Regions from separate parts of the Homo sapiens genome. Here region 1 is linked to region 2. Evidence: read pairs that join two places in POLR2A ChIA-PET (ENCODE). Cell type or tissue: OCI-LY7. All regions are shown on one strand.

Region 1 (4,000 bases), 180 kb after region 2:
CGGTGGCTCACGCCTGTAATGCCATCACTTTGGGAGGCCGAGGCGGGCAGATCATGAGGTCAGGAGATCAAGACCATCCTGGCTAACACGGTGAAACTCTGTCTCTACTAAAAACACAAAAAACTAGCCGGGCGTGGAGGTGGGCACCTGTAGTCCCAGCTACTCAGGAGGCTGAGGCAGGATAATGGTGTGAACCCGGGAGGAGGAGCTTGCAGTGAGCCGAGATCGTGCCACTGCACTCCAGCCTGGGAGACAGAGCAAGACTCCATCTCAAAAAAAAAAAAAAAAAAAAAAGAGAAAAGAAAAATCAAGTTGACCTGCATATGCTCCTCACTGCCGATTTTAAATGAATATTAAGCATGCTAAATTAATGATCAAAGCACTTAAGAATTTTGCTTAGAACAGCAATGGCTGCAAACTTTAGTTAATTCCTCTCATGCTGGATGTTGCAAATTATATTAAATATATAGAGATAAACCTAATTTATTGTATCTTTGATAACTACAACAAAAAATAAATAGCCCTAAATACTATCAGTTGCATTTCAAAGCTCTGATAAGACAATCATGAGATTTACGTAGAAATACACTATTAGTAATATATAACATAGGACTTTTTTATTACTTAAATTTTAAATTTAAATACAGTCATCCTTCCACATCCATGGGGGATTTGTTCCAGGGTCACCCCCCACCCACTGCAGATACCAAAATCAATGGATGCTCAAGTCCCTTACATAAAATGGTGTAGCATTTGCATATAACCTATGTACATCCTTCCCTATACTTTAAATCATCTCTAGATTACTTACAACACCTAATATAAATGCTATGTAAACAGTTCTTATACTGTATTGTTTAGAGATTAATGACAAGAAGAAAAATCTACACTGATCAGTGAATATGCAACCATCCATTTTTGATTTTCGAATATTTTTAATCCACTATTGGTTGAATCCTCGGATGTAGAACCCACAGAGAGGACTGACTGTATATTTTTAAATAATAAGATAATTTTAATAAAGAATTCATGCTTTACAAATGATAACTCACAACATTTTATAAACTTCCCTATTGACAGAGCAAAATATAAATTTTACCATAAAATATTAGATAAAATAGAACATCGATAACCATACTTTATCATTTCTATATGTGCATTTGCTCTCCTCTGAGATTAAGCTTATCCTCTTAAAAATGACAAAACGTATTTATCAATCCTTCTGTGTTTTATTACACCTGGGTAAAATGAAACGAGTATTTCAGATTGTTTCCTGTTCTCAAGTTGGTAGAAAACAAACTCGGATCAAGTCGCTGCCCAATCTTAAGAGTGGGCCCCACTGGCCTCAGGATGAATTCATAATTCTTAGGCTGGCTTTCAAGAATTAGTCATTGCTTATTTCTGTAGCCTCTACCACTTTTCCAAAAACATCCTACTACCCTGAAACACACACACACACACACACACACACACACACACACACACACACACTCTACGGCACTACTGAATTTTTTGCTTCTAGAAACTATCACAGCCTCACTGGACTTCTTCCAAGCACAAAATTGGCGCTATGCCAAAAGCCCTGTTTGCTTTTCTGGCAGGGTTTACCTTGCCCACTGCCTTATACAGTGCCTGGCACAGAGCAGGATGCTGAAAAAAGTAGTTAATGAATAAATGAATAATAAGTGAATTTAAACTTTTTTTTAATCTTGTTTTTGAGGGAGGTATTTATTGGAACTTGGAAATTGATATATGCTCACAAATGTTATCTTTTGCTGCCTTTTCTCCTCGAATTTAAAAGGGTGCTTTTTGGTCAAGTGGCTTTGATGTTTTTCTCATTAAATATCAAAATTTGTATATGCATGTATGGATATTAAAAAGTCTAAAAGATTATATGGTTATTTTTATTTTCTTCATTTTTGCTTATCTGTATCTCTAAATTTTTCTTCTTGGAATATTTATTACTCAAATAATAAAAAGTATTTTAAAGAGTACTAGTAAGCTAATCAAATTAACTCAATTTGTGCTCTGTAAATAGGGCCTTTACTCAGGTATTCTCATTTGTCCCTTCTACCAATTTAAAAAGTAGAAAGGAAATTTAGAAATACAATTCTAAAGAAAAGTCAGCTAACCAAGGGAGAGTTAAAAAATAATTTCCCATCAAACTTTTGCTTTACAGGCTAATAGCCTGATTGGTAGCCAGAGTGGGCAGTTATTAATTTAGTTTTCTCCATGGTACCACAGTTATTTTCTAGTTATCACTTCAAAATGATCCCTTTAATTCTAATCTCCTACAATTCAGAAAGTTTTTAAAAATCAGTTGACAAAAGGTAGCAAGTGTAATCCATCCCAAAATCACTTTTTAAAAATTCATACACTCAGTCACTTTCAACACCCACCTAACTAAAGCTAAAAACCACTTTACCTACTGGCTTTCCTTTCCATGTCCCCTGTAGCATACCATTATTGTCATCCTTTAATGATAATAATAATAAAAGTGGTTTAAAACACTTTGGAGTTCACAAAACCTCTTTACAACACAATAAAACCCAAAATTATTCCAACTATTGCCCCTCCTTGCAAAATTCTCCAAGTTAAAAAAAAAAAAAAAAAAAAGTATGTCCCCTTCCAGTTAAGTCTTCTCTCTATGCTTCCTTTCTCCAGTGAAGGCTGTCCACATTTGACATCTCCACCACCTCATCTTCTATCAATTTCCCAAAACACTGCATCTAACTTGAGTTCACTCCACTGAAACTGTCCTCCCTAAGTCACAGATGGTTTCTTAAAAACTGAGCCCTGTTTGGCCAGGCGCGGTGGCTCACACCTGTAATCCCAGCACTTTGGGAGGCCAAGGCAGGCGGATCACGAGGTCAGGAGACTGAGACCATACTGGCTAACACGGTGAAACCCCGTCTCTACTAAAAATACAAAAAAAAAAAATTAGCCGGGTGTGGTGGCGGGCGCCTGTAGTCCCAGCTACTCGAGAGGCTGAGGCAGGAGAATGGCATGAACCCGGGAGACAGACCTTGCAGTGAGCCGAGATTGCTCCACTGCACTCCAGCCTGGGCAACAGAGTGAGACTCCATCTCAAAAAAAAAAAAAAAACAAAAAACTCAGCCCTGTTTAACCTTCTTGTTCATTCTACAAATCTGGCATGGTAACTCACCCTTCCATTCTCAAAACTCCCTTTCCTTGATTTCTGCTAATGTCAGTCCTTTATGCGTTTCCCTCATATGTCTCCGTTCTTTTCAATCTCAATTTCAAACTCTCATTCCACCTATACCTTAAATATTCCCCGAACTTCCATCTCTGATTTCCTCACACTTTCTCCCTGCACATTCCCAAGAAGAATGGCTTTATCCCTATTTCGTGCCTTCAAATGATACAAGATGCAAAACCAAATGGGCCATACATTAGTAGCAAAAACAAGCAAAACTGATCTATGCTGTTAAAAATCAAGCAAGATGGGTAGCACATATGAAGCTTCCAGAGTGCTGGTAATGTTCTTTTTCTTGATGTGGGTACTTGGTTACACTGGTGTGTTCAGTTTGCGAAAACTCATCAAATTTACACATTTAGGATATGTGCACTTTTCTGTATGAATGTCAGATTTCAATAACGCTATTTTTTTAAAGAGAGAAATAATAAACTAAACCTTGAGTTCAGATTTCAGCTCTAACATGTGTACTTCAGCTAAATTACTTATCCTATTAAAGCCTTAGTTTCCTCACACTTATCCTTTCTCATTTCTGTATCTCCAGCCTAGACTTCTTCCAGGAACTCAAAAGCTACATATCCAAGTTCCTCCCAAACTTCTCCATCGCTAGGTCTTAATGGCATCTCAAACTAAACTCATCATCTTCCTCCTTACACCTTTAAAATTACCTGTTCCTCCTCCTGTATCCCAAAGTCTGTGACTAAAACTTCTACCAACAATTGCAGCCATCTTTAAAAATCCTAATTTTCACACTTAGGCCACCAAGTCTGATCTATTCTACAT
Region 2 (4,000 bases):
AATACATTTGGTTTTGGGAATTAGAAAAACAAGACCTTATTTTTCTTAAGTATATGTATCTGCTTGATAACAATAAATCTGATAATTTTATTTGCAGAAGATATTCAACATAAGCATAATCACAGTTTTCCTAATTAATGGTATTTCAAGTGAAGCACCTTAGGTATCCATTTTTGGAATTTTATCATACTCATGATTTAAAAAGTTTTAGAAATGCAAATACTTTTATATAGCATTAACCTCTAAAATGCTGACAGTCAGTCTACAATCAGTCTTTCTCAATGGGAAGGCTTGAACAACAAGTGATTCCAGGCGGCAATTTTCCACTTGCATTCTGTTATTTATTAAAATAAAAGTATTTATTACTTATTTACTAAAATATTTAAAAGAAATGTAACTGCATTTCTTCCAGTAAAGCTCTCAACTTAAATCTTATTTAAATTTTTTGTTGGTCACGTGACATTTAGTAATTATATGTCAGTGCTGAAAACAATTAAAATTAAGTTTTGTGGAATGTAAAAATGTATACTTTATTAAATTTAGAGACAGTTACAATTTATGCTTATTTTTATGTCATTGTCCTGGTACTTAAAAAATATCTACAAGACTATTATTTTAAAATGTTGACAACTATTAAATAGATCTAAAGTAATTACACATTTTGATGCTTATTGTACATTTCTTAGGAAATTTCTAAGAATTTGAAGAGGCTATTTTCAGAAAACATTTAATTGAATCATAAAAGGTATCAGTGTATCAACTCACACTTCACACACTGTGATCTCACTTACATTCCTTTTTTAGTTACATTCACTTGACATTAGGAAAATATTGGATATGGCTTATTTTGTTTTGTAGCATAAAATTAATAACATTATCTTGGTTAGTGAGTATATGAATATTTGTGCTAATTCTTGTATAGAGAGATAAATAAGCAAACAAGAGCCTAAAAGTATGTTTAATGCTAGTTCTCAAATCCATATGACATAGCTGGGTTCATATAATATGTATTTAGAATAAATATCTATAGTTAAGAAGTAGAGTGAACCTAATATTTAATTATCATCGGAAACTGTATTAAGAAACCAGAAATTTACAGTCAAAACAAAGTAAAGGCCGGGCACGGTGGCTCATGTCTGGTGATCCCAAAATTTTGGGAGGCCCAGGTGGGTGGATCACTTGAGGACAGGAGTTTGAGACCAGCCTGACCAACATGGTAAAACCCTGTCTCTACTAAAATACAAAAATTAGCCAGGTGTGACGACACATGCCCATAATCCCACCTACTTGGGAGGCTGAGGCACAAGACTCACTTGAACCCAGGAGGCAGAGGATGCAGTGAGCTGAGATCACACCACTGCACTCCAGCCTGGGCAACAGAGCAAGACTATGTCTCTTAAAAAAAAAAAAGAAAAAAGAAAGAAGAAAAAAAAAAACCCAAAGTAAAACAGGATTTACAGAAAATAATGTAAAGGTGTGCATGTGAAGAGGAATTGGTAGAACAAAAATACAGTTTTGGATTCTTTAATTTTTTTAAGTTAACCTGTGACTCAAATAGTGATAGACTTTTAGTAATTATAAAGAGCATGAAAATGCTAAGTAGGTCTGGAATTTATAAATTCTTCTTCATCCATTTATACAGCAATGGATAATATTACACAGCATGTAATATTATCTCTTTACCTGAAAAAGCAACATTAAAAATAGGTCACAGCTTCTGAGGGAGGATACAAACTGTCAGGAGTACTTCCAGCACAGTAGCAGTTCAGGAAATGAGGATGATAATGAGACTCCATGACTGCTGAGAATCGGAAGAGGAGGTATGAATTCTCATTCAACCCTAACAATTGTCCATTGTCCATGAGGCCTTGGGTGAGTCACTTAAGCTCAGTGATTTGATTAACAGCAATATTGAATTTACCTTCCTCAATATGGATTGTAAGGTTAAGTAGAGCCAACACGAAATGTACATGCAAAACCTATTCTTTCACTTGTGACCCTACTCTCTGTAACTACCTTTTATGTTTTATTTTCTCTAGACAAGTTAAATATTTATAAAAATTACAAAGGCTGAGAGATCAATTCTAAAAATATAAGAATCTTTCAGAAACAAGTTTATTTTATAAGGGAAATAGCAGGATTGTGATACACTCCACCCTGCACCTCTCCACACACTACATACTAGCTACTCCCTAAACCCCAGACTTGGGCTGGACATTTTCTTAACTCATAGCATCAGAAAAATATCATTACTGAAGTAAACTTATAAAGTTATAGAAATGGCTAGCTATTTTCCAGTAATCATATAAAAACTCAGAAAAATTTATAACCAGAATAATTCTCCTTTATGTTTCAATTACTTAGAAATTCAGTAACAAACATCATCAAAATATACATATTGCTTCATATATTTATATATAAATAAAATATCATCATCAGGGCAGCAGGAAATAGAGGCAGCAGGGTGTAGAAGTGAGATAAGGACAGGATGTTGTTGTTTCAGCAGAACAATTTACAATGTATTTACTTTTTATACAAGTGAACTAAATGTTTGTATAGTTAACTTTCTTGTTTTCCTTTTTTGCTTTCTCTTCTTTTCTTACCATCCTTTCCTACCTTTATCCTTTCCTGCTTTCTTTCCCTCCTTCTCTCCTACCCTTTTTTATTAATACTTTCTTCCACCCAACACTGATTTTTGGCTGAGACCACAGTTTCAACAAGAAATAAAAACTGCATTACTCAGGAAGGAACTAATAAACTTCCCCTCCCCCAAATGCCATTAGAGACTTCCTGAATAAATGAGAAATCCATTAATTTTAAAAAAAGAGAGTGCTTGCATAAGTAACAAAAACAGATTCCGGTCTACATTATGATTAAAATCAACTTGAATAATAAAAATTAGATATAAATAAGATCCATTAGGACATCTGACACATCTATGGCCAGTGATGCTTGGTCCCAACAATGTGTAGACTTTTTTAGTCCATTGTCAAACAATCATAAGTGGGACTTCTACCACTTCTCCTTAAAAAATTCTGTAACATAATGGATTTAATTAACATGAAATTTCTTGTAAATATGCCTATTACTGACATTCTTTCATTCAAAACCATTTCATTATTCATGGTCATACTAGTTAGTGGAATGGCTGAATAAAATAATGCACAAGTATGTACAATTTTAAATATATAATTATATTTATTTAATTTTAGATAATAATTATATATTTAATTAACACAAAGGCTCAAATTTTATATTTCACATAAAAACACTATGTATATCCACATATATTCTTGCTCTGAGGCTCATTCTCTATTGAATTAATTTGTTTTTAACAATGGTTACATAAAAATTCCTCCTACAAATTATATTTTAGTTATAGCTAATAAACCACTAGCCTTTTTGACTTATATTTAAAGGACAAATAGAAAAAGAGGTTTAGAATTGTTATTTGCTTTGGTTTGTTTGTTTTGCATGACAGTTTATGGGCAAGCCAGTAATTTGTATCCTAAGCTTTTATACTAAGATAGCTCTCAACAACTGATTTGGTCATTATAGAGATAATAAATACCATTCATGATGATAATTTAAATAAAAATGTGTTGACTTAAGAGATAAACTTTGGTAAAATCTGATTTCTCTTCTGTTTCAATGACTCCTAACATAGTACAGCCACTGAAAGGAACTTAATGCTTGTCAGGAGCCATTGAACTTTATAGTGAGCATCTGGGTAGTGCCACCGTGCAGATGTTGCAGTAGAATACCACAGTAAAACTACTTTAAGTTTCATCTGGTTAATAACAGTACTTCACTCAATATTGCTTTCTGTAATTTCTGATTATTTTTGACCAAATAAAATTTCTTTGCCTTGTTTAAAGAAATAATTGTGATTTCTTACAAAACAAGGTCCTCCACTTCTATAATAAAGTACAGACTTTATTTATAGCAAAATAAATTTAATTTTTCTAATTAAAAATAAATCACTAATATAAAACATTAT

Evidence for each region. ChIA-PET counts read pairs that join two places held together with the same protein. Peaks named below come from ENCODE experiments on the same cell type or tissue, not always from the same donor. Only the 100,000 strongest peaks of a DNase experiment are listed, where the experiment ranks them.
Region 1: POLR2A ChIA-PET joins it to region 2 with 5 read pairs; 1 of 35 experiments calls an interaction of 5 or more read pairs at or near these places.

The regions. Positions count from the first base shown.
Region 1 is chr5:81,734,699-81,738,698 of GRCh38, forward strand. The region is part of intron 1 of SSBP2 (single stranded DNA binding protein 2); the gene reads right to left. Among named protein-coding and RNA genes, the nearest start is that of SSBP2, 14 kb to the right of the region's middle. In OCI-LY7, no CTCF peak of the experiment used is centred here; a DNase peak (open chromatin) is centred at 1,583.
Region 2 is chr5:81,551,242-81,555,241 of GRCh38, forward strand. The region is part of intron 4 of SSBP2 (single stranded DNA binding protein 2); the gene reads right to left. Among named protein-coding and RNA genes, the nearest start is that of ACOT12, 160 kb to the left of the region's middle. In OCI-LY7, no CTCF peak of the experiment used is centred here; no DNase peak of the experiment used is centred here; H3K27ac peaks cover 499 bases.